Linked DNA regions of Mus musculus: all the other regions are linked to region 4. The links are chromatin loops, found by intact Hi-C in ENCODE. Cell type or tissue: heart. All regions are shown on one strand.

Region 1 (8,000 bases), 140 kb after region 4:
AAAGTATATTATATGTACTTGGGAATTTATTAAGAGAGTAACTAAGCCAGGAACAATAGCACATGTCTGTGAGTGTGGCATTCAGAGGCTAAGGCAGGACTGTGAGTTTGAAGTCACCATGGATATATATAGTGAGACCTTTTCTCAAAACCAAACCAAAGAAAACAAAAGGAGAGAGAGAGAGAGAGAGAGAGAGAGAGAGAGAGAGAGAGAGAGAATACAATGCCATTTGATTGGTTCTTGCCAAATTCACACATAAAGCCATAAACTGGAAATTTTCTAGGAAAATTACAAAATTTGGCATTCTACATTAATGTCTATAAAGTAAACAATAGTATTCATCAAACATTTCACCAGTTCACTTTTGTGTTCTGATTACTATTGAAGATAGGAATCCCTTATGTGAGTGGAGGTCATAGGACAAGTTATGGCTGTGAGTTGTTTCCTTCTATTATGTGGATCCCAGAGACCTAAATCAGGCTTGGCAGCAAGCACCCTTTCCCCACTGATCCATTTTGTTGGCTAATATTCTTCTTCAGGCAGTTTCAAAGATTCATGAAGGAGATTCTTCCAAGCAAGATGAAATTATGGTATTTCCTCTAACTCCACAGTCCAGAACCTCCTGAAGAAGGTGCTGAGAGCTCAAGTACCATTTACTACATAGTAGCTAAAGTTCTGCAGCATTTTAAGGGACATTTTAAAACCTGGTAAGAGAGTAGCTGATTAGGAAAGCTTTGTTTAGAGGGTAGGTAGCTCATAAAAAGAAATAGAAATACAAGAATTGGGGAGGAGCTATCAAATTTGCCAATGTTAAAGAGCTGTGTAACCTTTAATCCTAGCACTTAGGAGGTAGAAGGTAGGAGATCTGTGTGAGTTCAAGGCTAGGTTGGCCTGTGTAGCCATTTCCAAGTCAGCTAGAGCTATATCGTAAGACCCAAAGGAATGTCAGTGGGATATATATGGTTTTGCCTTTTATTTATTTATTTTTTCTCTTTTTTGAGAGACTTTTGTTGCATAATCAAGCTGACTGACCTCCAGGTGTGATCTACCACATCCAGCCTGGCTTTGCCTATTGAAAAGCTGTTTAATTATGTATCCAGTGTCATACAATTTCTTTTCACATTATTCTACTTCTGGAATCAACATAAAAATCAATATAAATTTGAAGAAAAGTCCTCCCTTCAAGATTTATTTATTTATTTATTTTTTGGTTTTTTTTTCAAGACAGGGTTTCTCTGTATAGCCCTGGCTGTCCTGGAGCTCACTTTTGTAGACCAGGCTGGCCTCGAACTCAGAAATCTGCCTGCCTCTGCCTCCCGAGTGCTGGGATTAAAGGCGTGGGCCACCACGCCCGGCTAAGATTTATATTTTGAAAATTGCTTAAAACTAAAATATTGAGGCCAATGTCTAAAAATAAGAGCATGTTTAAGTAGATATTGACCAAATTCACTCAATACACTTGATGAACTTAAAATTACTTTCAGAATTGGAACAAGGACCTGCCATCTATTGTGGCCAGGTCTTTATTATGAACTTCTTTTTTATTTTTTGAAGTATTCCTCCCATGATTTTTGGGTAAAGGAGACCAAGACACATTAGAAAACTAAATGATCTAAAATCAGTTGTCAGGAAAAAGAGAAGTGGAACTCACTGCTTCACATACAGAGAGACTGTTATGGCATTTGGTCCAAACAAACAAGACACAAAAATCTTGATAGTATGACTAAGCTTAAATAATTATCAAATTTCAATTCTAAATTATCATTCATAAGGGACATTATTAGTAAGTCACTATCAATGTATAATTAAGGCCAGTAACATTAGACAAACAGCCTTAAACAACTTTACTAACAAGTTTTTCCTAATTAATTAATTAATTTTTAATTCTATTTGTGTGTGTGTGTGTAGATCAGAGGAAATTTTGTAGGAGCCAATTCTCTCCTCCTATCAAGCATGTCAATTAGTGAGTCAATGAGACATCAAGCTCAGGCCTTTTGCGTTCTGGATGCCCTTTTTGTCAGTCAGTCAACATCTTTTAGGCTATGAACTAAATATCTATTAGGTTATGACCCATAATCTAGGTACTGGGGAGCAGAAAATGAAGACTTCAACAAAAACATGTTCTGGAATAGCTTTTTCCAGCAGAAGGAACACACACACACACACACACACACACCAGCAACTCAGAGCCAGAATTACTGATTCCACACAAGTGTACTCTGGAAATTTGGGGGGAAAGCTGGTCTTGCTTACATATATTTACTTCTTTCCTTATCCTTCCCCCTCTCTCTAATATATATATATTCGTGTAATCAAAGGAAGGAGGTGGCAAACAAGACTGCTATAAACAAGGTGACAAGAGAAGAGGTACTAGGATGTTGAGTTCTACTAACCATCTCCTATAACAGGAATCCCCAGTCTATGAGAATTTGGAGTCTTTCTTTAGTTACAAGCACCTAAGACCAACTCAACTGAAAGAAAAAAAAAAAAAAGCAAACAAAAAGGGAGGTTACTGTGCAAGGGTGACTAGAATGATCCTTCATGGGCAGAGTGGGGACCAAGTGTGCATGGAGGCAGGAGCTAGGAACACAGGTTCAATGTGCTACCTCTAATTAGGAAGGGAAACCAGCAGATCTGAGTTGTAAGTATGGTGAATGGAATTCAACAAGAATGACACGAACTGAAGATCAAAAAGCAGAGTCTGAAGAAAGGGAGGGGGGATTTTGAACACCAAGTTAAGGAGTTTGCGTTTTCCTCCATAGGCACCAGTAAGGCTTCAGGTTTTTGAGAAAAAGAAGGAACACATGGGTATTAACTGCATATTTAGAGCCACATCACCAAAATGTTGACAATACAGTTACCCTGCCTCTGCCTCCCAAGTGCTGGGATTGTAGGTTTGGGCCACCACTCCCAACTCTGTAAGTCTATTTTTGAGGTAATGCCTTTGAGGCTTGAGCAGATCCATTCATTTATTCCTTTTGCAGTGCTGGGTCTTAAACCCAGGCCTCATCCATGCTAGGTGGGCACCCAACCACAGAACGTCACCCCAGCCTTAATTCTTTTTCCCCACTCAATCTTTAATCAAGTAGGGACAAATCCACACTTTGAAAAAAAAAAAATCTGCAGTTTGAAGGGGACAGATTAAAAAAAAAAAAAAAAAAGAGGATACTTTATTTTGCCCCTCCCCCACAAAAGTTTTTCCAAACTTGTAGCTTGACTAAAATGTTCAGAATGTATGATTTTTATACAAAGAAACTGCTGGCATTCTTTACTAGTGAGGAACTATGGCAGAAAGACCCATTCCTCTAAGTCTCAAACATGGTCCAAGAAAGCAGATTCTGATTGTAGCAACTGATTCCAGAGTTCCACTGACAAAACCCCTGCCCTGTTGGCTTTTTATTTCCATTTCCTTCCCTGAGAAAAGGGCAATGTGTGGTCCAACCTGGAGAGCTCACAGGCTTATATGTCTTCCCCTTAACTGCCCCGCATGCCCCTCCTCCTGCTCCATTGAATTGACACTTGATGAGCAGAAGTCCAATGTGGTGCTGATCAGTGTCAGTCATGCACAAGAGACCACTGCACTTTGATGTGGATTTTGTAGGGCGGGGGAGGGGTAAAGAACTAGTTTTGTCAACAGGTACTGATCACAGGCAGTTGCTATTATTAGGAGTCAAATTTTGCTTTCTTTGACACTGGTAGTGTGTCTTCCTTGTCTTCATCCTCATCGTCATCTTCATCATCATCATCAGGATAATCTACCAGACCCAGGAGTCTAGGGTTTTATTTTTGAGGTTTAAGAGTTTTAGGGTCGCCAGTCAGGGGTGGCACACACCTTTCATCCCAGCAGCACTTGGGACAAGGCAGGGGCAGTGGATCTCTGAGTTCGAGGCCAGCCTGGGCTACAGAGTGAGCTCCCACACGATAAGCACACGAGACTTTTTTTATTTTATATAAAAATCACGCCCGCCCGCCCGAGTCTCTGCAGATGCGGATCTCTCCGCGGGGTGGGGTGGGGCGGTTTCAGTCTCTGGGGACCCCGGGTGGCCCGGCGAGTGGACATCTTCTTCCCTGGGGGTCGCAGCCCCCCACCCGTGGGACCCGCACACACAGCGGGCAGACAGCTCAGGGCCGTCTGTGAGGGGAGCCGAGGGCGCCCTCTGCTGGCCTGTGGGTGTCATGGCGGCGGCAGTACGCGCCCTGACTTTTCCCGGGACCCCACGGTTGGGCGGGGACGGCGTCAGCTGAGACGCGGGAGACCATAGTGGGGTCTCACCTGAGTGAGCATGAGGCGGGGTCATGCCCGCGATGGGCAGCGGGGGGCGTTTTACTTTATGACTATTTTTATAGATTATAATACGTGACACGTGGAAGCTGAGGCAGGGGCGTGACCGCGAGTCACGGATCTGAGGCAGGGACTGAGCATGCACTGTGTGTGAGGTAGGGGGAGAGCGGGAACGGAGCGGGGGGAAAAGCAGAGACAGGAACCTGGGGCTGACAGCATCGACGGGTGATGGGCGGGGCCTGCGGCGGCTGCAGTCTTCTGCCCGCAGCGCCCCTCCGGATGAGGCCCCCGCCCACCGCGCAGCGTGGACCTAAAGCCTCTGCATTCCTTTATCGAGGGGAAAAAAAAGCCTCAGACGCTGCCTCTGTCAGTTACGGGCGGAGGTGGTAGGGGAAAGAAATACAGCCTCCCATTGGAAGCCTCTGCCAGTCACGGCTGGGCAGGCGGGACTTCTGGCACTGTTTCCTGCTCCTGGAAACAGGGAGTGGAGAAGCTTCTCGATTGGAAGCCGCTGCCGTCAATTGTGGCCGAGCGGGCGGGACTTCCTGCCAAGCCCCCCAGAGTCTCTCTGCTGCTGCCGCAAGCGCCGCTGGCCCGGGGACCACAGATTGGAAGCAGGCAGTCACTGGTCGTGGACAGGAAGACTCTCTCCGGCCATCTCAGGTCAGTGTAGGCTCCGGCATGCCCCTGCCTCAGCCCCGAGGCATGCTGGGAGTTGTAGTTCTGTCCTGGCTTTGGTTCCTCTGAGCCCCGCCCCCCATTTTTTTCTTTTTTGTTCTTTTTTTCCGAGACTGGGTTGTTATTTTTTCTAATTATTTTTATTTTTAATAAATTTTGAATGTTTAATATTCATCTATCTATCTATCTATCCATCTATCTATCTATTCATTTTTTATTGAAGTTAGTTTTGGTTTTTCCCAGACTTGGTGTCTCCCGGCTTAACCCTGAGACGGTTGCCCTGGCGTGCCACCCGGTGGTGACAGGTTGTTACTGCAACGTTCCAAAATTTATTTTTTTTTTTTTTGGTTTTTTTCAAGACGGTATTTTTTCTAATTATTTTTTAATTTTAATTTTTGAATGTTTAAATTTTATTTATTTATTTATCTATTTATTTCTTTATTGAATTTAATTTTGTTTTTTCCCAGACTTGGTGTCTCTGGGCTTAACCCTGAGACAGATGCTTTGGCGCACCACCCGGTGGCGACAGGTTGTCACTGCAAAGCTCCCCTTTTTGTGTGTGTGTGTGTGTGTGTTTGTTTGTTTTTCTTTTTTTCCGAGACAGGGTTTTTCTGTATAGCCCTGGCTGTCCTGGCACTCACTCTGTAGACCAGGCTGGCCTTTAACTCAGAAATCTGCCTGCTTCTGCCTCCCAAGTGCTGGGATTAAAGGCGTGCGCCACCACTGCCTGCCTGTTTGTTGATTTTTCAAGACTTGGTTTCTCTGGGCTAAACCCTGAGACGGTTGCTCTCGCACGGCACCCGGTGGCGACAGGTTATCACTGCAATGCTCCCTCTCGCTTTTTGTTTTGTTTTGTTTTTTCGAGACTGGGTTTCTCTGTGTACACCAGGCTGGCCTCAAACTCAGATGTCCGCCTGCCTCTGCCTCCCAAGTGCTGGGATGAAAGGCGTGGGTCACCACCGCCCAGCTGTTTTTTTTTTTTTTTTTTTTTCTGATTGGCGAGCACAGCTGAGTGGGCGGGGCCGGTGATTGACAGGCAGATTGAGGCTGTGGCTACATAACCATGTCATCCCCCTGCCTCAGCTTCTTCCTTACTCAAGGGAATCCCCCTGCCTCAGGGTGACCAAAGCTGAGTGATAGGGCTGGCCCAAGTACAAGGGCTTCTGCCCTGGCAACACCCTGGCAGGTGACCTGAACAGGAGGTCTAAACAGGTGTTTGGTGCCTGTCTATTTGTAATAGCTGTGGTCCTCTAACCTGTGCCTGTGAGCCACCAAGAGTGAACGGAAACTAGAAGCATTGCCACCAACAACTGGAGCAGTGACCACACTGAAGTTTCTCTGGCGAGGGGGAAGGGGAGTAAGGAGAAAAAAAAAAAAAAGGCAAGTGAGCAAGCAAGCCAGCAAGCACAGGAGCACACTCTCGTGGAGGCCCACACCCTCCCTGTGCCTACCCAAGATGTGTCAGTCAGAGAAGCATCCAGAACCGGAGCTCCAAGCAGCAGCGAAATAGTGAGATGCTGCCCATGAGACCTAACCCTCAATGTACCCCGGCATAATTTCAGGAGGGTCAGACACCAAGTCCAGTGGCCTCAGGGGGGAGGGAGTGGCTAAAGGGGTCTGGAGAGGGAGTCCTCTGTGCCCCGAGTAGGAGACTCACTTCAGGTACCCATGGCTCTGGCTGGGGGAATGGGGTAAGGCAGGGGAAGCAGTGGGCTTCTATCCTGTGTCTTGGTCTTTGGCAAGGGCACCGAGGCCCCCTTTTTCCTCCCTAGACCCCTGCTTCCTCTACCAGATCCTCCCCCAAGCTCTTCTGGACTGGCATCCGCTCTTCTGCAGTGACTTGGGAAGGGCAGCCCACAGGAGAATGCTGATTTGTCTTTGCTTGGTCCCTGCCACCTCCTCTTGTTTTTTAGAGACATACTGGGGTCCTGTGGAAGAGAAAGGAGGAGAGCAGGACAGTTGGTGTGCTGTGGTCTTAGCCTGTGCCGCTCACCAGTTCTCTGTTGCAATCCCCTTTTGTTCTTTGCTTTGCTCAGTTTCTAGGAGACACAGGACTCAGCTTCTCTTGAGCAAGGCTCAGATGGCAGCCTTAGCTTGTTTAATCAACTGTGCTTTTTCAAACATCCTAGAGTGGGTTGCAGTAGAGTCTCATGATGCCCACTGTGTGACAGACAACTTAGTTGCATTCAGGAAGCTGAGCTTACAGTGAAAAGGCCTCTCTGTGCCTTTGGAAAGCTGGCTGAATAGAAGACAATGACCTTGTAAAACTAGTGGGTCATACATGTGGTTGTAGCAGAGCAGGGAGGCAGCTTTCGAGCTAGGTGGAGAGCCTCCTGAGCCTGTGGATGGAGCCACTGCTACCATTTAGCAGAAGAGGAAGCAAAAGATTGAAGGTTTTCTCAGGTGCCACGATGGAGGAACAAAAGACTTGGCAGGTGTCACCCAATTGTCTAGGCTCATGGCACTGTGTCTCGTCTTTCTGGCACCTGTGAGGGCAGAACTGTCTTTGGGTCCCAACCCTCCTAAGCATGGGAGGTTGTGGGTATAAAGTGGATTCTCTTCCTTCCCATTAGGGGCTCCAAGGCCTTTGCTCAGGCTGCTGCTGTACTTAGAGGTTCCTAGGAGTTGTTCCTGAGCTGCCGCCCACTCAGCACACCGGCAGGTGGGAGACACTGGAAAATAAGCCCAGTAGTCAGGCAACCAGGCCCCTGTCTCACAACTTGAGTTGGTTAGAATGGAATGGGCACTGCAATGCCTGCTGGAACTCTTTGGTTCCATTGGAGAGAGAGGCAGCTTGCTGGGGGTGAGGGGGCAGGGTAGGGGTAGGGAGCAGGACCGGCACTGGCTGAGGGGTTGCTCCTCAGGTTCCTCCAGACTTAGGCACTGACCCAGGCCACGTGTGGACATGTGTCCTGCAGGTTGTACTTTCTCCAGCTGGCCCTATGGCGGAGGCTAGGCCAGCTGAGCTGCATGTCCAGACCTGCTCTGAAACTGCGCTCCTGGCTGCTGACCATCCTCTACTACCTCCTGCCCTTCCGTG
Region 2 (8,000 bases), 110 kb after region 4:
CAGACATAACCACTGCTAACCCACTCTTAAACTTTTCACCTTAAACAGTGAGTTTCAAATTTTCTTCCCCAATTGCACTGAAATTTTCTAAAGAAGGTATTTATCATATAAAGACATTCCCTTCCTTTTCTAAAACAAAGCATGAGAGAAGAGGCCCCTATAAGAACAGCCTCCATTCAGTTAGTAGCCTTCAATACAGTGCAGACAGCCATTCACATGAAGATGCTCCCAAGAACATTCAGGGCAAGCCCGATGCAGTTGTCCGTCCAGTTAAGCTGTCCTTCTCACTAGGTAAGGACTCCCAAGTCTCTGTAAGAACTGACTAGTTGGAACAGTAGCAAGTAGAGTTCCTCATAATGACTAATTCCATCTAATTTAGCTGCTCCCTCACACACTGATTCTCATGAGTCTTCCAAGGTAAGGACAAACTTTCTCTCATTGTATCAGAATTGGCAATAATGGCCATGGGATTAACTCTCATTCAACTAAGGGTAATGAGGAGGAATTTACTCCAAAATTCTTGAACAAAGGATCTCCTGATATAATGATCTTTAATGTAGTGGTGAAGGACAGAGAAATCCTTTGAAAAATTAGGAGGAAGATGATAGGCGATAACTCAGACTGAAATTCATTCACATTTTGCAGATTAATTTTAAATAAATAAATCAAGCTGTATTCTTAGTTTCACAATCACTAGCATGCTATTTCCAAGAAAATGTTTTTTTGATGAATAGAAAGTAAAACAGAATTATATAATTATATGGAATATAATTATAAAGCCTGAGACGTAGCAAGCCTTTGCTAACCCTTCTTATTTTAAACATCTATTTGTCTTGCTTTTTGTTTCAGACACAATTGTACAATATGGCTTAATCTGGTGTAAAAAAGTATGTAGCCCAGACCATCCTCAAATTCAGAGCAATCCTACTGTCTCAACCTCTTAGGTGCTGGAATTACAAAGTGTGTATCAAGACATCCAACTTTCATATTTTAAGCATTTGAAGGTTTAAAAATATCTTGCTACCAAACAGTAATGATACTTTTTTGAGCTAGCCAGGAGTGTAGTGCCACACACCTGTAATCCCAGCACTCAGGATGCTGAGACATCAGTAAGACCCTGTCTCAACAATACTAATAATAGTCATTATTACCATGAGCTAAATGTTGATGCCTTAAAAGCCAAATTCACTATGAGCACTTGAAAACATGATTTCCTCCCAAGCCTGTAATTCAGACTCCTTCTTTTTTGTACTTTGCAAACATGACTTAATAGAAAGCAATGAATGAGCTGCTCCAAGTGCTCAACTGCAGTAACAAAGCATGCACCACAGCAGCCATGTATGCAGAACGGTCAATCAGGCTTTCTCTTCTAAATTAACAAGGCTATGCATTTTGTTCTTAAACAAAAGTATACAGGGACCAAGCCTGGTGCAAGCCTATATAATCCTGCTACCAGAGAGGCTGAGGCAGGAGTATCACATAACAAATACAACTCCTGTCTGGACTACAGAGTTAGCTCCCGTGTTACCAGCCTAGGCAATCTAAGTGAGGACTTCTCCCAAATAAAGAGGACTGAGAGGGACATTTATCTCTGAAGTGGACCCTTGCCTACTTCCAACTTCCAGTCTGAGGGTACGTCTCCTTGACCTTGAGTCTATCCTCTACTTTTAGGCTAACCCCACTTCAAACTGATAACAACATTATCAAGATAGAAAGGAAAACACTTAAGTAGTCTGAAATCCTTAGGGGAAAAAAGGAAGAGAGAGAAACAGTGCAACACAGCCAAGAGCTCCAGGAGGCAGCACAGCCCACCAGCCGTGTGCCCACCAGCCCTTCTCCTTCCAATACAGCCCACACTCACAGCTCCTTCTCCACACTGCTCTAGTGTGCTCTCAGAGCACTAATACTTGTTTATACCTATCATGGTGGGAGCTCTGATAAAGCCTCTTAGGGAAAGGAGGACAGACACATTAGGAATCTCCTAAACAAAGAAGAAAACTAAGCACAGTTATCTTAGTCAGGGTTTCTTTTTTTTCTTTTTGGTCTTTTCAAGACAAGGTTTCTCTGTATAGCCCTGGCTGTCCTGGAACTCACGTTGTAGACCAGGCTGGCCTTGAACTCAGAAATCTGCCTGCCTCTGTCCGGAGTGCTAGGACTAAAGGCGTGTGCCACCACCGCCTGGCTTTAGTCAGGGTTTCTATTCCTGCACAAACATCATGACCAAGAAGCAAGTTGGGGAGGAAAGGGTTTATTCAGCTTACACTTCCACACTGCTGTTCATCACCAAGGAAGTCAGGACTGGAACTCAAGCAGGTCAGGAAGCAGGAGCTGATGCAGAGGCCATGGAGGGATGTTCTTTACTGGCTTGCTTCCCCTGGCTTGCTCAGCCTGCTCTCTTATAGAACCCAAGACTACCAGCCAGAGATGGCACCACCCACAAGGGGCCTGAAACCCTTGATCACTAATTGAGAAAATGCCTTACAGCTGGATCTCATGGAGGCACTTTCCCAACTGAATCTCCTTTCTCTGTGTCACTCCAGCCTATGTCAAGGTGACACAAAACTAGCCAGTACAACAGTGGAAGAGGGTTAAATTCGGTAATTTGGAAATAAGTGAGGTTTTGCTGTTGTTGCTATTTTAAGAGAGAAATTACAGTCCTAGCTGTCCTGGAACTCTATATGTACACTCATATACATGTACATATGGCCGTGAACTCCGAGAGACCCATCTTCCTCTGCCTCTCAGAGTACTAGCATCATCAAAGGCATTCACCACCAAGCCCACATAAGAAGGGACCTTTTTTTTGTAACTAAAGAACTTCATTATTAGTGCTGTATGCAGCAAATTAAAAAGCAACTTGGCTGTTTTCTTATATAGTTAACAACATACTAAAAACTTATTTACAGGAACCAGGCAGTGGTGGCGCACGCCTTTAATCCCAGCACTCGGGAGGCAGAGGCAGGCGGATTTCTGAGTTCGAGACCAGCCTGGTCTACAAAGTGAGTTCGAAGATAGCCAGGGCTACACAGAGAAACCCTGTGTCAAAAAACCAAAAAAAAAGTTATTTACAGTATCACTAAATTCCTTTTATTCCATATTCTAAATATATATCATTGGGAGAGAGAATTAAGTTTCATAAGAGGATAACTGCCCATATTATCAGTTATAAATTCACAAGATTTCCAAATGTATTGCTCTCAGTATCAGGAAGGTCACCACTACTTAAAGTAAGACGCATATTCAAGAACTTGATCTAACTTTCAACAACCCTTTTTGCAGCCTTTCCCAAGGCTACCTACCATAAATAAACAAACAAACAAAAATTACGATGAAATTGCAGAAAGGCATTTAAGAGCACTGTCCCATTTGGGCAGCCACAGATGCTATTTTAAAAACTCATGTACTTAAGACATTAAATGTCATATTACTGAGCATTAACATCCCCAAATCAAAAGTTCTGAAAACTATGCTAATTAGCATACATTTAATTATGTTTCTAAAAGGTACAAGTAGATAATGCTGAGCTGAGCCGGAATTTGCTACATTTAATGTCCGAATTGCTATTATTCCTTAAGAAGAAATCGAATTTATTTTGTCGAAGCCTGCCTTCCAATCAGATCAGTAAACCCAGCAAAGAGTAAAAATTGGACACCTGCATTAAAAAAAGAAAATTAAAAATCTGCTTGGCCTGACATGTGAATGAGGCCCTGGCAAATGATTCTCCAAGCTTCTAACCCCCTCTGAGTGCACACACTCTCCCGAGCACTTGTGTCTTTTCCTCCCTAACTGATGATCAGAAGGGCAAGCAGAAATTAAAAAAGAAAAAAAAAAAAGGAGGGGGGGGAGATCGCAGAATAAATTTGCCTGCTACCAACCATCCAATTAGCGAAGTCCCTGGCTGCCAAGTCACCTAGTCAACAGAACCTCAATAATAAACACTACGTGTAACGTGACCATGGATCACCACACCGTGGGTCCTCTCCAGGGCCTCGCATCCGTGTGTCAGCTTCCTCAGTCACCACCGGGGAGGGCCTGCAGAGTGATGTCCTGCAAACAGTTCAGACCCTGCCAGGCCACGGGCCGTGCGCGAGGTGGGGGGTGGGAGGTGATAGTCCTCGGTGGAACCCACCCGGGAGCGTGGCGCGGCCGCCTTGGGGACCGGCCCTCCCCCTGCCTTCCCTCAGCCCTGCCCGGCCCCGGGAGGGGCGCGGGCCGTTCCCCTCCCCCACGGCCGCCCGGCCGCCGTCGCCCCACCCGGGGGAGGCTGCTTGCGGCCCGCGCCCTTGCTCGGCTCGCGAGCCCCGGGCCGGGCCGGGCCGAGCCTGGCGGGGAGGCCGGGTTGCGGTACGAACCTCGCTGTTGAAGGTCTTCACGGCCTCCATGTTGTCTGCGCAGAGGCCCGGGGCCCGACGGAGGAAGAGGCGGCGGCCGGGTGCGATGCGTGCGGAAAGGCGGGCGACGGGCCCAGGAGGCCGCGGAGCACTGCGAGCAGGCGACGCTCCTCAGCGCCGGCGAGGCCCCAGCATGGCCGCGGGGCGGGCGCAGTGAGCAGGACGGAGGCCGCCGGGGCGGGTCGGCGGCGGGGGAGGGGCTGGCGCGGCGCCTTCTCTGCTTCTCCGCCTCGCTCGGAAGCGGCCTCCACACTCAAGCTTCGGCCCCCTCCACTCTCCACCCCCTTCTCCTCCTTCCTCTTCCTCCCACGGGCTCCTGTGTCACCTCCCTGCCGCCTAGGCCGCGGGAACCTGCAGCGCGCAGCGAAGACACAGGAGGAAGCGCTGACCGCGGCGGCTGCGGCATCCAATATGGCGGACGCGGTCGAGCCGCGCACTCGGAGTCGGCGGCGCCAGCCAGCGCGCCCCCTGGCGACCAGGCCGCGCGAGGTCCGCGGCCGCGCCAGACCATAGAGATGGCGTGGGCCAGAGCGTCTGGAGTCGCTGCGGCGGGAGCGGGGGACCCGAGGCCCTTGGCTGTCCTCATCCCGGGCCGCGGGAGCGAGCGCTGCGGCTGGACGGAGGGGCTTCGGGTGGCCGATCCCGCGGATGAGCGCCGCTCTAGAAACAAGCAAAAACAAAGTTCAGGGGAAGAGACCGAATGGAGGAAACTACGGTGTCTTCGTTGCCGCTTCCGGGTGGGATGGCACCTGCGGTGGAGGAGGGATTGAAGTGCCTTTGAGAACTTTAGCGGGTATTGACTTACATTACTCATCGCCACCATTGTGCCCCGGCGTCCTGGCGGCGGGGGACAGACGCTGCACACACGAGGTGGCTCGGGTCGCGTGCAGCCGCCGTGCGGGAAATGCGAGCTGCGCGAGCCGGGCCTGGGCACCCCGGAGGCGGGAAGGAACCCGGAACGCCCCCGTTTGGACGCGGATATGCAACCTGGTTTTGTTGTTGTTGTTTGTTTGTTGTTGTTTTTGGTTTTTTAGGAGGTGGGTTATTCCGAAGGAATTTGGCCCCAGGTTATCGGAGCAGAGGGATAATTGCGGGTTTTAGGATCCAGACGTGGTACGGGTGAAAATGCTTCGTGCTTGCTTGAAGTTAAACCCGGCGGGGGAACGATTGTTCCCACTGAACGTTCCCACAGGTACTGCTAATTGCCTTCGCTCTTCCCAAATTCATGCAAAAGGAAGGGGTGGGGGGATGGGCTGCTTTAGATTAGTATTTCCTAAGAGCTAAGTCAAGAGGCTTATGAAATAGTCTTTTAAGTCGGCTTCATTCACAGCTTTGCTCCTGGTGCTGGCCGTTTCGAAGGTAAAAATTACAATGGGACTCTTCCATTTTTTTCACCTGCTATCTCTAAAGCAGATCATCTCCACCTCTTCCAGTACTCACAGGCCTAACCCTGACGATCCTGCTGTCTCCGAGTAGCTTGCATTTTTCTGGACAGTAGCCAAAATGATATATTTTAGACACATCCCTTGCTTAACCCCCTGTGATACTTTTCCATTGCCCTTTAAATACATCCTTCCATCTTGCATTGGTGTGAAGGCTCTGCTACCTCTCTGCACATGGCAGTCTTCCACACTGTCCCTTGACAACAGAGAGCATTTGTCTGCTCTCTGTCCATAAGAGATGATAAAACTGAAAAGTCCCATCATATGATGTCAGAGACATTTTAGCATAGCAGTGCACAGCGTATCTCATGTTAGAGATGGTTCTGGCATAAGTAAACCTATCCTATTACCAATAGAATTAAAGTATAGAATATATAGTTTTATAGTGCCATGGCACTGGTAATTTATCATACCATTTATTTTATTCTTACCATATATGTCTTCTAACTAGAAAGGGGTCTGTATGCATACAAGCCCATGTGTACAGGAGTGTGCATGTGGAGTGGTATGTGATTTTAATCATATGAATGCCCAAATATGCATAGATCATGGACTCATACAGTGGCAAATGAAAGATGTCTCTCTTTCAGGAGAACCCTTGGAGACACTACCTTTCCCACAGAATTTCATTCAAGGAGCTCAAAGGCCAGGTTAGTTTTACAACATTCACTGTTACTGTAAGCTAAGCAAAGCCCACCTCCTCCACACTTCTTCTGAAAACTACAATTTGTCTCCTGCTGCTTCTACCATTTTAGTTTGTTAATGTCATAATGAGCATTGTTCCTATATCATACCAGCCCATCCATCCCTCTCCACTTGGAAATCCTCCGTCCCCCCTACCCTTTAGAGTTCATAATCTTTTTTTATTATTTTTAATATCCCCCAGTTCAAAATCACACAATTATTCATTTTTATATTTTTTATTCTTCTCTCATACAACACGTTCACAACTGCAGCATTCCCTCCCTACGCTCAGCCCAGTTTCTCTCTAGTTTCCCTTTCCCTCAAATCCCACAAACAACCACAGCATGTATGCAGAGAACCTAGTACAGACCCTGCAGGCTGTGATTGTTGCTTCAGTCTCTGTGAGCTCCTATGAGGCCTACTTAGATGATTCTGTGGTCCATGTTTCCCAGGTGTCCTTCACCCCAGGCTCCTACAATCCTTCTTCCCCTATTCCCTAGGGTTCCCCAAGCTCTGCCTTTGGTTGTGGGTCTCTGCATCCATTCACATTAACTGCCAGAGGAAGCCTCTCTGATGTCAATTGGGCTAGGCGGTAACATATGAGTTTGGGAATCATTTTATTAAACTTTTTTTTTTTTTTCGGGGAGGAGGGATTCGTCAGTCGTGTTTGTCTCGTTGCAGGAAATCTTTTGAAAAGGTACCATCTACCTGGAGGGCATCATCCTGAGTGAGGTAACCCAATCACAAAAGAACTCGCACAATATGTACTCACTGATAAGTGGATATTAGCCCAGTGCTTAGAATACCCAAGATACAAGATACAATTTGCAAAACACATGAAACTCAAGAAGAACGAAGACCAAAGTGTGGACACTTTGCCCCTTCTTAGAATTGGGAATAAAACACCCATGGAAGGAGTTACAGAGACAAAGTTTGGAGCTGAAACGAAAGGATGGACCATCTAGAGACTGCCATATCCAGGGATCCATCCCATAATCAGCCTCCAAACGCTGACACCATTGCATATACCAGCAAGATTTTGCTGAAAGGACCCAGATATAGCTGTCTCTTGTGAGACTAGGCTGGGGCCTAGCAAACACAGAAGTGGATGCTCATAGTCAGTCAGCTATTGGATGGATCACAGGGCCCCCAGTGGAGAAGCTAGAGAAAGTACCCAAGGAGCTAAAGGGGTCTGCAACCCCATAGGTGGAACAACAATATGAACTAACCAGTACCTCCAGAGCTCATGTCTCTAGCTCCATATGTAGCAGAAGATGGCCTAGTCGGTCATCAGTGGAAAGAGAGGCCCATTGGTCATGCAAACTTTATATGCCCAGTACAGGGGAACGCCAGGGCCAAGAAGTGGGAGTGGGAGGGTGGGGGAGTGGGTGGGGGAGCGTGTAGGGGACTTTTGGGATAGCATTGGAAATATAAATGAAGAAAGTACCTAATAAAAATAAATTTAAAAAAAAAAAAAAAGGCA
Region 3 (8,000 bases), 130 kb after region 4:
AGGAGTGAAAGGGGTTTGTAGCCCCATAGGAGGTTCAACAATATGAACTAACCAGTACTCCTAGAGCTCCCAGGGACTAAACCACCAACTAAAGAGCACACATGGTGGGACTCCTGGCTCCAGCGGCATATGCAGCAGAGGATCGCCTAGTCTGACATCAATGGGAGAAGAGGACCTTTGTCCTTTGAAGGCTCTATGCCTCAGTGTGGGGGAATGCTAGGACCAGGAAGCTGGAGTGGTAGGTTGTTGAGCAGGGGGAGGGGAAGTTATAGGGGGAGGGTGTTTTCCTTTATTTACATTACACTTGTAATGTAAATAAAAATATCCAATTAAAAAGATACTTATTCAGGATAAAAAAAAAAAAAAAGACTGTCATAGATAGAACTCTTTATGTTACTTTGTAGGATTTCACAGGAGTGCCCTCTCAAGTGACTCACTTGGCTAGACACTTGGTTTCATGTCTGACTGTGACACTTTCACTCCATTGATGAGCAAAGAGTAGCAGAAAAGCTACCCACTCAGTGAGCTGTGGCAGAGGCAGGATCACCACCCCATATTCCCAGTCTGGGAGTTCCTGGTCCCCATCACTTGCCCCATATGGACACAGCACCAAGTTCTCCAGCTTCCTGGTGGGGATTCAACCAAACCCCTTTGGTCTTGGCCCTCTGCATTCTACCCTTTCTGGGAAACCTGAGCTGTAAAACTAAGGTGAAGAAAAAAGGAACTCCCCTTCCCAAGTGGGTGGCGAGTGCTAGCTCCTCAGGGAGCCGTCTGCTCTGCCTCATGTCCACCTTCATTTCACAGTCCGTTCGCCTCACTCTCTTGAACCCTGATGCCCGCGAGCTTAGCATGGGGTCAGAGCCATGGCCACCTAGCAGTGTGGGAAAGCCCAGGTTATGGACCAAGAGTCTGTAGATCCTGCAGCTTGCCAAAGCGAACACACCCGGGAGCCAAGCCCCTGGAGTCCTGGACCTGGCCTGGTGTTTTCAGAGGCTCTGTGAGAGGAGGGTGGAGGTGGGTTGGTGATGATTGGTCGGCTCTCTGGGGGCGTGGCCTCACGCTGGTACTTCCTTTCAAACTTCAGCTAGGCGTCTGGATCCCAGAGTCTCAGAAAAATGACAATTAGGATCGCTAGACTTCAGGCCAGAGGTTAGGAGAGCCTGGCTCTTCCAAGGACGACAGCAGTGGGAAGCCAGATATGCCAGCGTGTGGCAGCTCAGAGTTGTGAATGCTGCCCACCACAAGCTTGTTAAACTTTGTTTATGGGTACAAACTTCACACAGGACCAAAACTAACCAGTGTCTCCAGAGCTCCCTGAGACTAAACCACCAACCAAAGAAAACACATGGTGGGACTCATGGCTCCAGCTGCATATGTAACTGAAGATGGCCTAGTCGGTCATCAATGGGAGGAGAGGACCTTGGTCCTGTGAAGGTTCTATGCCCCAGAATAGGGGAATGCCAGGGCCAGGAAGCAGGAGTGGGTGGGTTGGGGAGCAGGGGGAGGAGGGAGGGGATAGGGGATTTTCAGAGAGGAAACTAGGAAAGGGGATAACATTTGAAATGTAAATAAAGAAATATCTAAATTTTAAAAAGGTGAGCATATTCAGCAGGAAGCCTCAGAGGCTGAAAACATTCTAGGCCTCAATAAGATTGTTTAGAGGCTAGAGGCTTCCAGGACTTAGGCCTAGGTTAGTGCAAGGTAGAGGCAAGAAGCCTCAGAGATGACAATTACAACAGGAGAATAAACGATACTGTTACAAACTTTAAAAATCATATTTCTAAAAATATGAATGAGCTCTTTGGCCCTGAGGCCCTCAACATCTTGGCAGTAGGTCTCCTGGCAGCGGGGCAGAGTTCTACTATGACCAGCACCTATGCAGGACAGTTCATGATGGAGGGTTTCCTTAAGCTGCGGTGGTCCCGCTTCACTCAGGTCCTTCTCACTCGCTCTTGCAACATCCTGCCCACTGTTTTGGCTGTCTTCCGAGACCTGAAGGACCTGTCCGGCCTCAGTGATCTACTCAATGTTCTGCAGAGTCTACTGCTGCCCTTCTCTGTGCTGCCCATTTTGACTTTCACCAGCATGCCAGCTGTCGTGCAGGAGTTTGCCAACGGCCAGTTGAGCAAAGCCATCACTTCCTGCATCATGGCACTGGTCTGCGCCATCTACCTGTACTTTGTGATCAGCTACCTGCCCAGTCTCCCGCACCCTGCCTACTTTGACCTTGTGGCTCTGCTCCCCATAGGTTACTTGGGCCTGACGGCTTATCTGGCCTGGACCTGTAGCATCGCCCACTGAGCCACCTTCCTGACCCACAGCTCCCACCAGCACTTTTTATATGGGCTCCCTAATGAGGAGCAGGGAGGTGTGCAGGGTTCCCGGTGACCGCAGCATCCAGCAAGCAAAGAGGCAACAGGATGGGCACAGCAGGGCAATTGGAGGTCCTCTACTGGCTTTCTGGATTACCAGTTTCCAGTTTGGACAAGTGCTTTACTTCTGAGTAAAATGACACCCTTCTTATCACCACAACCTAAGACCCTTAAAAAACACAGTGCCTGGGTCAAGAGATGGCTCAGGTGTGAAGAACACTAGCCACCCTTTCAGAAGACAGGGATTCAATTCCCAGCATCAATGTGGTGGCTTTCAACTGAGGGTGATTCCAGTTCCCAGACCACCTCAAACAGAACTGCCACAACTCCACTGTCTCACTCCAGCACGTGGAAGATGAAGGGAGGAGTCCTAAAGAGTTCTAGGTCGGGGCTGGAGAGATGGCTCAGCTGTTAAGAGCACTGACTGCTCTTCCAGAGGTCCTGAGTTCAATTCCCAGCAACCACATGGTGGCTCACAATCATCCATGATGGGATCCGATGCCCTCTTCTGGTGTGTCTGAAGACAGCAACAGTGTCCTCACATACATAAAATAAATAAATCTTTAAAAAAATCTATCTATCTATCTATCTATCTATCTATCTATCTATCTATCTATCTATCTGAGAGAGAGACTTGAAGATGGAAAGACTCAGTGGTGAGGGGATAGAAAGAGAGCCTCAGGGACTATATTAGTTTTGGAGCAGGACATGGTAGAGGATAAAGAGAAGAATGAGAGGATCAGTTTGGAGACAGAAAAGAGACCAAGGGTATCTTGTCTTCCATCTGAATGATAGAAGGGATGCATGGAACATCTCTAACTGCTGAGGGCTGAGAACTAGAGCCCAGAGTAGAAAGAACTAGGTAGCTCAAACAAGCAAGCAAACAAACAAACACAATGAATCAACATCCTCCACAACAAACAAACACAATGAATCAACATCCTCCACTGATTTGGTCCTATGGGAATTTAAGCACCAGGTTGCCATTCTTTTTCCAGAAAAATTTCCAGATGCCTGAGGTGCAAATGTTAATGTAAACTACTGTTTTCTAAACATTACCATCTAGCTTAATTCTTTTCTCCTAAAATGGTGTGTAGGCCAGGAAAACTTTTCTGTTTTCGTTGTCTTTCTCTTGGAAAACCAACCTATTAACTGTTATTACTATTTGCCTCAAGATCTAGAATTTAACTGCTAAGATCCAACTGTAATTGATGACCCAAGGGAACAACCTACAGGCTGTCTCTGAAATGAAGACTGGGGAATGGAAGAGAATCAGAGTTCTACGTCATCTTTGCCTACATACGAGTTCAAAAAGATTCTGGTCAAAAAAGATCACAAACAATAAAACCACATTTGTTGTCTGTCAAGATTAGCACGTACATTTAATCCCAGCATTCCAGAGGTAGAGGCCAGCCAATCTTTATGAGTTTGCAGCCAGCCTGGCCTTTATAGGGAGTTCCAGATTAGCCTACCTAGTGAAACTGTCTCAAAACAACACCCCTCCCATGAGAAGGAAAGGAGGCTTGGGGGAGGATCTGTGTGTGAGAGAGCAACTAGGAGGAGAGGTGGGGGGGGGGTGCTGATATTGGGATGTAAAGTGAATAAATAAATTAATGAAAAAAAAAAAAGCCCCACAAACCCATCTACATTTGTATAAAGTAGATAAGGTCATTCTTATGTGCCCAACCTGCCCTCTAGTGTTTCATTTTAAGTGCTACTAAAATTTCTTAATCTCAAAATATCTGCTTAATAGGAGTAAGAACAGTGTCATCAATGAACAGAATAAGACTAAATCTCTGACACGGGTGAAAGTCACATCATAGAAAAGTGAAGGTCCTTCCAGAAGTTAGTTCCAATTTCTCTGGGGAGAGCTGCAATATCAATGGTAAATATCCATACTGTATTTCAAGTTTTGTTTGTTAAATGGGCCATGAACAGAAAAGAACAGTTCAAATGTCATATAAAATGTGATCACTATGTTATTGCTAATATAGCTGCTGTTACACTAATGTATTAAAAGATATTTAAAATGTTAACTAGTGCAGTTTTATTATAACAGATATTCATAAAGTAGATAAATATCATTTAAAATATTTTAGATTTAATTTTGTTAAAATATGAATTTAATCTTGTCTTGATAAAGTTTAAAGTATTTGTGTTTGGGATATTCATAACTAATGTAAACTATGTTTTTTCCTTCTTTCTTTATTGTTAGGTACAACATATAAATACATAACAAGCAAGAACATAAAAAGCTTCAAAAACAAAAAAACAAAAAACAAAAAACAAACCAAAAAACCCAACATTATGAACTAACCAGTACCCCAGAGCTCTTGACTCTAGCTGCATATGGATTAAAAGATGGCCTAGTCGGCCATCACTGGAAAGAGAGGCCCATTGGTCAGGCAAACGTTATATGCCCCAGTACAGGGGAATGCCAGGGCCAAAAAATGGGAATGGGTGGGTAGGGGAGTGGGGGGGGGGAGGGTGTGGGGAACTTTTGGGATAGCATTGGAAATGTAATTGAAGAAAATACGTAATAAAAAAAATTAAAAACAAAAAACAAAAAACCCTAAGAGGTCTTTAAACCTTTTTCTGAAAGTATAAAACCATGAGAGTGCTCAGACCAAGGGTGATACTGCAGGCCAGAGGCAGCAGGAGGCAGACAAGCACAGCTTCTCTTCCAGAGCCTGCACCTAACAGTGTTTCTACCAGCAGCTGGATGCTCTACAGGGGAGCCACCCAAACGGCAGTCCCCTTCAACAGGGGGGAGAAGAGGATGCAGTCATTAAAACTCCTTCTTCCTGCCCCAAACCAAGGAAAAGAAGATCGTCTCTCCCCAGCTTTCCTGGGCATGATGTCCCGAACCTGACATTTACCCAATCTGTCTAACTCAGTTCCTAACCAAAGCCAGTAGGTGCCCAAAGTTTTGGGGGGAGGGGAAGAGGCTAGCGTGTTATCAAACAGATCTTTATTTGAAGTCATCTTTGGTGCCGTTTCTTACTGTTTATTTATTTGTTAGCCTATTCTTCCAGTTGCATGACTAGGCGCAGGCCATGATGACTTCTCGGAGGCCTGAGAAGTGCTTACAGCCTGCTTAGCCTGCTGTGTCAGGGCAGATTCTGGCTTGTTCACAAAGGTCTCCAAGTCACAGTCTGGCTGATCCGTCACCTCAGAGAGCTCAAGCCAGCTTGGTCCTTGCTGTGTGATCTCCCTGAGCTCTTCCAGGGCCCTGATCTGAGTCATGGCATCATTAAAGCTGGACACCTGGGAAGATAGCTCCTCCTCTTCATTGCCAGCCAGAGAAGTCCCATTAGAGCTGGCTTCCATCACTTCTGTTCCCATCTGAACCGACTGCTCTCCACTGGGCCCACTGTGGGGGCTTAGCTCCTTGACTCTGTCTGTGTATCTCAGCATGTTTAACATGTATTCATAGGAGCTTATGCCTGGTGAGATCATGGTGGTCATGTTGAGTTCTCCTCAATGAACAAAGTCCTCAGCAGCTCTCACAGAGCGGTGTATGAGCCTTGTTCTGTCCCAGAGCCTGGATACATTCCTTCAGAGCCCGGAGAGACTTGTCAATTTCTGCACTCTCCACGTGAGTCTGCCGGTCAGCACTAGACATGTCAGCCCCTCGTTCATTCCCTGCCAGATCCACCAAAGAGAATTTGCCATGTAATCTCCCTTAAGCTCAAAGAAGAATCTGGAGGGAGCAGGAGAAATTGGAGTTGTCAAATATTTGTCCAGAAGTCCTGCAGGCGCTGCCCATGTTGATCATCTTGAGGACATCATCAGCACAGGTAACCAGATACTCCTGCAGTCTCACATCCTGCACCTGCTGCCTGCTGTCCTCCAGCACATGTAACTTGGCCTTTTTGTTGAACAGATCAAACACCTTCCCATTGTAGATCACGAAGAACATCACATAAACTTCCAGGTTTAAGTTCCAGTATGGAGACTGATTCTTCAGAAGGAAGACATCCCGAGAAACCATTGTGTAGATCCCTTTGGATGTATTCTGACTTTTACCAGACAGGTCTCCACCCATTGTGTGTGTCTTCCCACTGCCTGTCTGTCCATAGGCAAAGCATGTTGCTTTTCCCCCTTCAAAAATCGCCTGTACCAGTGGCCTTACTGTGAACCTGAGTCTGCTAAACTCTTGTGGGTGATGAGGTAGCTGTATAAACCATTGGAAGGTATAATCTCAGCACTTGGGAGGCTGAGGCAGGACTGTCATGGTTCAAGACCATCTGAGCAACACAGACAGGTCTAGGATAGCCTGGGCTACAGAATGATCTCTTGTCCCCAAAAAACATCAAAGAGAACTGCTCATAAACTATGTTTAAAAGAGAGGTCATTGTTTCAGAAAAGTTTAACTGCACATTGTATGTTGTGATAGGTTTGCAAGAAGTATGAGAATACTCTATTACATCTAAAATCCAAGCACATGGGATATGGAGACAGGAAGACTGGGAATTTTGGACATCAAAAGTCTCCATGACATACATCAATTCTGCCTTTAGACACCCTTACTGTTGATAAGAAAAGCCAATGAAATTTACACTCTATAGTTCTATGAATCCTATTATTCATTGGCTTGGCTTTCTAGTACACACACACATGATATTATCATAGTTGTGGTTATTGAGGCAGGTCTTGCTATGTGGCCCATGCTGCCTGAAATTCTCAACACTATTGCCCCAGTGTCTATGTACTACCATGCCCAGCTTCATGCACATACTTAACTGTCAAGAAGAATGTAAATGAAATAGGACTAAATGAGTTTGTTTGGCTTTGAACTGATAGTTTATGTGTCTTCATGTGCTAGACATTTTAGCCTGAATTGTTTAAAGTAATAAAGAGAAATTGACAGAAAAGTGCTTTGGAGCACCATGTGTTTTCAATTGCTGCTCAAGAGGGTAGCCTCAAGGAAAGCATTAGAGCAGGTTGGTTTTCCCTTCACAGGAACACTGGACCATGCAGCCACCGCTCTTGGTGCTTTCTGTGTATCTGCTATGGTTCAAATGTTGTGACAGTGCGCCTACTCGGAAGGAGACAGATGCTACGGATGGAAACCTGAAGAATATGTTTGGCTTATCTGCTCTGTTTGCATGTTTGCCTGTCCTGCTGATGTTTATAGGGCCTTGCAATTGAAAGATAAGCATATTCATTACATGTCACAGTAAAATGTTCTCCAGGACTTAAACCAAGTTCTCATGATGTCAAGCATCTAGATAAAATAGCATTCACGTATCCATATGTTTTGTATTATGCAGATGAAACTTGCCAAGAAGGTCCCCTTCTGGACTCCGACCCAAAGTAGTGGGCAAGCTGCATGTAATCAATTAATACAGGTAGCAAACACATTTATGACTTATGTGCCTAGTTAGATAACCGAATAATGGCAATTTCCCTCTTTGAATCCTTTACTGGTTAACAGACAAACATGAAATATCTGAAGAAGCAAGGATAGGAGTTGAATTTCAGGGCCTGGGAATATGAACTCAATTTTGTCTCTGCTAGCAAGGTGGATTTTGTTCCTGAGATGGCTGAAGTCAGGAAACCATCTCTTGACACACTGGCTAAAGAGAGATCAAAATGGAAGTATACTTACCAAAGGCCAGTTAA
Region 4 (8,000 bases):
CTCAGACCAGCGGTTCTCAACCTGTGAGTCTCCAGCCCTTTACTGATCTGAGACCCTTTCCCAAGGGCCACTTAAGACCACTGGAAAACACAGTGACTCATAACAGTAGCAAAATTACAGTTATGAAACAGCAATGGAATGATTGTATGGCTTACTGTCACTGCAGCATGAGGGACTGCAGTAAAGGGTCATAGAGTTAAGAGGATTGAGAAGCACTGGGCAAGACAGGAAATTATGCTTCTAGGTCATATCAGGAATTAAAACTGCCATTATCAGGAATACAAACAATTCCAATTAGTTAACCAGTGTCTTCAGGACACGTCTAGGATTGAGTCAGGACAGAACGAATGTCAGGGGAAACAGAAAGAGCCCGTCACGCCAGTGGATCTGATTACAGCACTGGATGGCGGGGAGTCCAGGGTGGCAACACAGCTGAAGAAACCGCTGCACAGATTAGTGCTATGAAGACTATGCTCCATTAGCGGGGGAGATGTCTCAACAACTAAAGCAGTTAATGGGGGAATGGGGACTGTCTTAGTCAGGGTTTCTATTTCTGCACAAACATTATGACCAAGAAGCAAGGTGGGGAGGAAAGGGTTTATTCAGCTTACACTTCCACACTGCTGTTCATCACCAAAGGAAGTCAGGACTGGAACTCAAGCATGTCAGGAAGCAGGAGCTGATGCAGAGGCCATGGAGAGATGTTCTTTACTGGCTTGCTTCCCCTGGCTTGCTCAGCCTGCTCTCTTATAGAACCCAAGACTACCAGCCCAGAGATGGCACCACCCACAAGGGGACCTCTGCCTTGATCACTAATTGAGAAAATGCCCCACAGCTGGATCTCGTGGAGGCATTGCCCCAACTGCAGCTCCTTTCTCTGTGATGACTCCAGCTGTGTCAAGTTGACACAAAACCAGCCATACAGGGACTTGGCTGGTTTAACGTGTGTGATACCCTGGAGGTGAGTCCCAGAACCATTACAGAGGGCTTCACCTCACTAATCTCAGCTCTGGGGAGGTGAAGGCGGAAGGCTTGCTGCAGGGGATCTGCCTCCCAGCCTCTGACCCTACTCTGAGCTCACAGATCTGTGCCCTCCATATATACACAGTGACTTTCCACATAGTCAACTCAAGCCAACATCCAACACCGGCAGAGCAACTTTCAACAAAGTCAACTCCAACCTTTGGAACAAGTTCTGGGCTTTGAGTGAAAAACTCCCACATAAATTCTGATACCTTTGCCACACCACAAAAGACATCCAGGAATATGGTAACATTGTTTAAAGCTCGGGCTAAACCCTGAGAGAAAAAGAGGCAGGGACTGAAACAATCCCCAGGACATCTGGTCAGTGGGATTTTGGCTAACCAGGGAGTGGGATTTCACAAAGCGACCGCATGCGTGGTGTGTGGTGGGAGCATCCAGAGAGATGTGTGCAGTCCCTGCAACGAGCATGAGGCTGGCGGGCTGGCTAATAACTCAGAGCTTATGGCACTGCTTGCATGGTATACAACGAGCATCTAGTGAGACAAATGGCACAACACATTCTGAGGGCTATGGGGGTAGCTCAGTGGACAAGACAGCTTGCTCTGCAAGGATAACGGTGGGAGTTCAAATCCTAAGCAACTACATAAAAACAAACAAACAAACAAACAAACCCCCCCAAAACAAAAAACATCCTGGGCTATACTTGCCTGTGACTCCAGAGTATAGGGAAACAGGGGGGTCTAGAGAACTTGCTGGCTAGACGCTGTAGCTGAAAAGGTAAAGCAACCTGTCTCAAAGTAAAAAGGTGGACAGCCTCAGAGGAAGGCACCTGATGTCCTACTGTGGGCTCCAGATGTGTGTTCATGGCAAGTACACCAGGCAGGCATACACTACATTTTAAGTATCATGGGAGCGTGCAGTGGGGTGCCTCTTTCTGAATGACCAAAGGGAAAGAAAGGTATTACAAGATCGTGTGAGAGGCTCTCGTGACAAAATCTTCAGGCTAAGTGTCTAACCTTGAGTGTTTTCTGGCTTAATAAATTAATCTAATACATTTGTTTGTCAAAACAAGGACCGATTTGGAAGAAGAGCTGAAAGACTGGCGTGTAAAATGCCAGTGTTCCTAAGAGAAAATAAACCTTTCATGAAAGCAAAGGGGCAGGGAGAATTTTATAAAAGATTTTCGAGATTTTCACAATTCTCAAAGATTTTCTTATGCTTCAAAGCATCATCCCAAATGCTCACATGCTGGGAAAAATGAGTCCTCTTTTTCCCTTTAGTCTTTCAAGACAGGGTTTCTCTGTGTAGCCCTGGCTGTCCTGGAACTTAACAATCCACCTGCCTTTGCCTCCCAAGTGATAGGATTAAAGGTGTGTGCCACTACCGGCAGGTAGCTCTTTTATCTGTGGAAATCTCTGTTGCAGACATTGAAAAGCCTGTCTGTGACAGACACTACTTGGCATGAGATACTACAAGAACAAATTTGGTGCCGGTCCCCCAGCTATAGAAGCAGCAAAGTGTGTGCTTAGGATAGAATTCTTCGTGAGGTGGAAGAAGACAAAGAAAAAAGAAAGGAAGGAAATCTAGACCATTATGGTTGAGAACTGTACAGAATATCTATTTGAACCATGATAAGGATTCAAACAATACTTTTTTCTTTTTTCTTTCAAAAGTGCTCAGACAGAAGCTATGCTATCCAGGATGAAGCTCCACTGGAGCTGAACGGAGCTGGAGCAAGAAAGCAAACCAGAGTAGGATGGAGCTGAGGACCCCAGAGGGGCTGAGGAGGGAGAACAATGTTCATCAAGCTTAGTGAATAAGCCATGAAATAAGTATCACATATCATCTATATCCATGTATCCACTTATCCATGCATGCATCAACCCATCCATCCATCCATTTATCTATCCATCCACCCACCCATCCACCCATCCATCCATCCATTTAACTATCCATCTACCCATTTATCCATCCACCAACCTATCCATGCATCCATCCATCCTCCCACCCATCAATGCATCCATCATCATTCATCCACATACCCACCCACCCATTCATGCATGCATCCATCCATCTATCCCTCCACCCACCCACCCAGTCATCATCAATCTATACCTATCATCTATTGACCTATCTATCATTTATGCATTTATTCCACCATCTCCCTAACCTACCTATCAGTCATCTGCCAGCCTACCTCTCAGATAGGAAAGTGAAGTCGACTATGTGGGGAAGGAAGACAAGGCCCGGGCATGGAGACAAGAGAGATTAATGGGAGGTGACACAAAAAAAATGTCTTTGTGAAACTTATCACTATAAATGGATTATACTACAACTTAAAAATGGAATAGATTTTCCTTGGAACAGCTTTTCTGAAGACATTCTCAGGAGTAACCAAGAAAGAGTGAGGGAGCCAGGTCCCTTAGTGGTATTTAGGAGTGGTGAAGACGCACCGGAAAACCTGAGCGCTCTACCTTGCACCTGCTCAGCCCACTCACTCTGTGCTTATGCAATGCAGTGCTGCGTGCTTTGCTCTGTCAAGACGTGTGTGTGTGTGTGTGTGTGTGTGTGTGTGTGTGTGTGTGTGTGAGAGAGAGAGAGAGAGAGAGAGAGAAAGAGAGAGTGAGAGAGAGAGAGAGAGAGAGAGAGAAGGAGGGAGGGAGAGGGAGCGAGCGAGAGACAAAGATAGACAGAGAATTGGAAACGAGATAAGAGAGGACACGTGTAACTTTTAAATTCTACCCAAACAGTACCAGGGTTGGACTAATTTGGAACCCAACAGAAGACAGTAGGGAAGAGAGAGGCACCTGGACTGATTATGTCTTTTCAAAGAAAGAAGAGTGGGGCAGGAGTGGAGAAACCTTCACATTTAACAAAGGCAGCTCGCCTTACACGGAGTCTCTAGTGACTTCAATAATCCACGTTTAACACCGAGAACAATTTTATACTTCGAAAGGTTTGTGGCTGTAATTATCCCCAGGTCGAGTCTCCTGCCCACGTAAAGACTACTCACTTGAGGGTGAGGGTTAAAACACTTGGCCTTCTCATCTTCTGAGGGAGCTAGTAGTATGATCATAGAGTGTTTGGGCCCCATGAGCACAGACCAGAAGCAAAACCTTGCACAAGTGAGCTGGTGGCAAAGCTGCTAGAGACGGCAAAGGAGGAGGGATGGAAACACTGCGGGCTAAGTCAGGTGTGGGGGCAATGCCACGAGTCCCACCTGCTCAGGAGGCTGAGGCTTCTGTCCAGGGATGCAGGGATGAACTGGACAACAGGTGGGGGAAGGAAACAGTAAAAACCTGTAAAAATTACCCAGCCAGGAATAACCCCAGCTCTCAGAGAGGCAGGCAGACAGTAAGGGAGCTCCAGAGAAGTTCATAGCAAAACTCTCAAAAGGCATAACAGAAAGACAACAAAACTATAGTACGCTCCAAATGATAACTGTGAACATTGCTTCCTGTTCCATAAAACATGCAATGCCTACATGGGCCACAAGAGGGCACCAGATGCCCTGGAGCTGGTGCTTGTTAGTGGCCAAACATTCCTGCTGGGGCTGGGAGGTGGTGGTGGTGCAGCACTCAGTAGGCAGAGACTAGGGACAGTCTCTGAGTTTGAGGCCAACCTGAACTACAGAACAGGTCCCACTCCCATGCATTCCAGGTTACAGCTTGCACCATGGTGTTCCAGCTTCTACTGACTTTTATTTATTTCACCCAGGGGGCAATGCTATTTCTGGACTGTTCTAATGGCAGGAATTTCAGAATCTTCTTTCTCATTTAGAAACTTAAATCAAGTATTTTGTGTCATGGGCTTAAGCTAATTCTTGTCCTTATTGGATTCAATAAAACCTCTTAATTTTTCATTAAAACACACAGCTCAGCTGTAAAGAAAAACAGCAACCCACCTTCACTATGGTTTGATATAGACCCTGTGTGCTTTAGGAGGGAGTCCAGAAACCCCATTAGCCACCAAACACCTTTTAATTTCTTTAAAAAAAAAAAGGCAAAGAACAATCTATATTAAAAATCAAATCAGCAAAGGTGAAGCCAGGGCAAATTCCTAGGAGAGCTTTTTCAGCCAGGAGACAGACAACACAGCTACTTCCAACCAGTCTGTTCTCTTTCAAACAAATACAAGTCCTGGTTTAGAGTTATCTGAATGTAGAGGAGTAGACCACTTCCTCCTGCCTCTGGGTCTCTCTCTCTGCAGACAGCAGGCTTCCCCTCACAGATGATGATAATGTGGACACCTTACAAAGAGGCGCTTTAGTTTCAATGTTACCAAGAAACCAGGAATGGACAGTATCAGGCTCTACCAACTGTTTAGTTCAGTCTTGAGTTACCGTCTCTAGGATTCATGCCCAGCCCAACTAAAACGACTGTAAGTTCAGGGTTGTTACTTAATTTGTCATTTAAATAAGTAGGGAAACGGAAAGTCTGAACTTACATTTTACACCAACCAAAGGCCAAGAAGCTAGGGCGGAGTCAAGAAATAGTTATAGCCAGTAGCGTCCCTGCCTGCACACTGCGGAACTCCTCCTAACGTTCCTAGATACTTTTGTGGAACTAGAATTCTCACTTGGACCTTCTTTAAAGAGCTGACTAGTTGGCAGTGACTTAAAAATACATTCAATGTATTCAATGCTCATTACACCATCCTCTCTCAGAAGGTGTCTAATTATTGCAAGGGAGTTTGAAATGGGCAGTGCAAAAGGAAATAGAAGTCTCTCAGCTCTTCCAATGAACATGGCTAACACTGCAGGATGCTCTGTTTGCTCACTGTCTTCAACTCTTGGGATAAGAGCCTAGGCTGTGTGGTTTACCATGCAACAAGAACTGACTGCATTCATTGTAAGAAACTCAAGGCTGGAAAAAGTGGCTCAGTCGTTTTTGTAAATGTGCTTGCTTCAAGAAGATGTGAGTTCAAATCCCTAGGACCCACATAAAAGCCAGATGCACAGTTCAAGATCCTGTAATCTCAGTCCCTAAGGGGACATGTGTACAACATGGGAGGAATAGATCCTGCCTCAAGCAGGGGGAAAGGCGTGTGAGGGGCATGCCCATGCAACTTCTTGTGCATGTGCATACACACACATGCTGAATAAAAATTAAGACAAAATTCGCTTCAAATACCAGCACATCTAAAGTTCTTCAGTGTCCACTTGAGAACCAAGATGCCCCAACTGAAAAAAGAAGCTGGTAGGAACCAAATCTAAGTATCTTTTTCAGGATGATAATTCCACAGGAAGTTACAATTCAGGATCTTCATTTCTCAAAACCGAGCATATATGTGGGCCGGCTGGCTGGCTGGCTAAGGCCACAACATTCTTCCACTAGCTCTCAACACTTTTAGCTCATTTGTGTCTCGAGTGGGCTGGGCTGCCTGTATACAAAGGTCAAAGGGCAAACTTTGGGAGACATGTCTCCCTTCCCCAGGGTGGAACTCAAATTGTCAGACTTGGTAGTAGGCACATAAGACTGGCTGAGCCATCTAGCCAGCCCTTTGCCTGAATTGCTAAGCAAATTCATTTGGGTATTCTAATAGTTCTAAGACTATTTACACTCTCCACACACACTCAGGAATTCTGATCATGGGAGTTGTGAGATACCTTCCAACTGAAATTCTTAATTTGTTTTCTATAGGATGACTGCCCAGGTTCAGCCACTAGCCACCACCCCACTCCATCCCATCCTGCTCAGCACCCCTACCTCCTAACATGAGGCCACCTGCTCTCAGCAGTTAGGGCTCAAATCTTGCTCAACCACAAGAGGTGGTTTTCATGCTGTACCTTGGCTCTAGCTGATGCTCCCATCTGGAATGACTCTGACCCTTTCTCGGCCCCACAAAGCTCAGCCCAAATTATTTCCTTGTCTCACAGCCTATGACATCTTTATCTCCTCAGAGTATTGAAGCACTTGCCCGCATTCAACCATAGGTTCTGCTAGCCTATATCCGCCCTCTCCCTCTCCCTTCCACCCCACCCCCACCCCCCGCCAATCACTCCAAGCTCCCAACGTTATAGGTCCTTCAAGACTACAACACTGGCAAACTTGCCTAGTCTTTCCATTCAATCTACCCAGACTCGCAAGCAGAATGCCTGTGTTCCAGGGAAACAGCCTGACAGACAGCTCTCACAAGCTTTGTCGTTATCAGCAAATTCCAACTCAAGAAATAGCGATAGTTTATTATGTAAACACTGGGGTGACCACCACACATCACACCTACACCAGGAACTGTCTTCATACTCCACTATTGATCACTAAGTCTTTAAAACAGGAATCACCTCTTCCTGCTACCAGAGTTTGATGGTGGTTTTTAGTGGCTCCCTTTATCAACCCTTCCAAGAGGCAATCTGCATTTTGTACAAGCACAGGTGCCCAGTGTTGGCCCTACAGTCTCCACAGCAACAGTAGTGGCTGCTTCATCCTGTAGTAGATGAACATCCTGAGATGAGTTTTCCAGTTTATGTCCATGACAGGAACATTAGATAGCGGCTGTATTCATGTTTATCTTTAAAACCAGAGTCAAGCTGAAGATACAGACAGCCTGTCTTCATTGACGGCTGTAATGATTCCCAACCCCCATGAGATGATATAAGATACTTTTCTAAGCTGGGTGGGGGCGGGGGGGGGGCAGAGAGATGGCTCAGTGAACAACAACATCTACCTGGTACGAAGCCTGATGCTCTGAATGCAGTCCCTGAAGCTGTAAGCAGAAGGTGACAACTGACTCCTAAAAGCTGTCCTCTCCTCTCTCATGGGCAGTGGTATGTGAATATTCATACAAAGAATACATGTGAAACTGTGGTTAAGGGTCACCTGCATAAAGCTTACCATCTTAATAGTAATGTTATGTTTCGAGAAAACTGAAAAAAAAAAAAAAAAAACTACTGTTATACTGACTAAATCACAAGATGGGGTGGGGTGGGGAGACACCTGCTGGAGTTAACACCTGAATTTGGAAACCCCTGTATGTCTGCCATTCTACTGCTGGCAAAAGGGAATTACAACATATTA

What was found. Hi-C counts contacts between places; a loop is a spot of excess contacts. Peaks named below come from ENCODE experiments on the same cell type or tissue, not always from the same donor. Only the 100,000 strongest peaks of a DNase experiment are listed, where the experiment ranks them.
Region 1: it touches region 4 in a loop (6-fold over the local background); 23 of 42 quality-filtered maps call a loop at or near these places.
Region 2: it touches region 4 in a loop (3-fold over the local background); 14 of 42 quality-filtered maps call a loop at or near these places.
Region 3: it touches region 4 in a loop (4-fold over the local background); 17 of 42 quality-filtered maps call a loop at or near these places.

Annotation. Positions count from the first base shown.
Region 1 is chr17:3,080,913-3,088,912 of GRCm38, reverse strand. It overlaps the pseudogene Pisd-ps2. Among named protein-coding and RNA genes, the nearest start is that of Gm25909, 27 kb to the right of the region's middle. In heart, CTCF peaks have their summits at 4,134 (motif pointing left), 5,192, 5,400 and 5,722; DNase peaks (open chromatin) are centred at 4,232, 4,792, 6,372, 7,072 and 2 weaker places; H3K4me3 peaks cover 1,923 bases; H3K27ac peaks cover 1,447 bases.
Region 2 is chr17:3,111,771-3,119,770 of GRCm38, reverse strand. It overlaps Scaf8 (SR-related CTD-associated factor 8), which reads right to left and starts at 4,799. Exons shown (of 20, transcript NM_134123.3): 1 at 4,353-4,799. The coding sequence starts at 4,382. A230045G11Rik (a long non-coding RNA gene) reads left to right here and starts at 4,487. Exons shown (of 6, transcript XR_003952289.1): 1 at 4,487-5,184; 2 at 5,426-5,583; 3 at 6,424-6,483; 4 at 7,199-7,249. In heart, a CTCF peak has its summit at 4,886 (motif pointing left); DNase peaks (open chromatin) are centred at 4,090 and 4,760; H3K4me3 peaks cover 3,118 bases; H3K27ac peaks cover 2,252 bases.
Region 3 is chr17:3,095,525-3,103,524 of GRCm38, reverse strand. A230045G11Rik (a long non-coding RNA gene) reads left to right here. Exons shown (of 6, transcript XR_003952289.1): 5 at 4,126-4,257; 6 at 4,588-4,603. It also overlaps the pseudogene Gm41522, the pseudogene Gm5679 and the pseudogene Gm4829. Among named protein-coding and RNA genes, the nearest start is that of Scaf8, 15 kb to the left of the region's middle. In heart, a CTCF peak has its summit at 4,060; a DNase peak (open chromatin) is centred at 1,014; H3K4me3 peaks cover 819 bases; H3K27ac peaks cover 556 bases.
Region 4 is chr17:3,221,120-3,229,119 of GRCm38, reverse strand. No RefSeq gene overlaps it. Among named protein-coding and RNA genes, the nearest start is that of Gm34035, 58 kb to the left of the region's middle. In heart, no CTCF peak of the experiment used is centred here; a DNase peak (open chromatin) is centred at 4,509.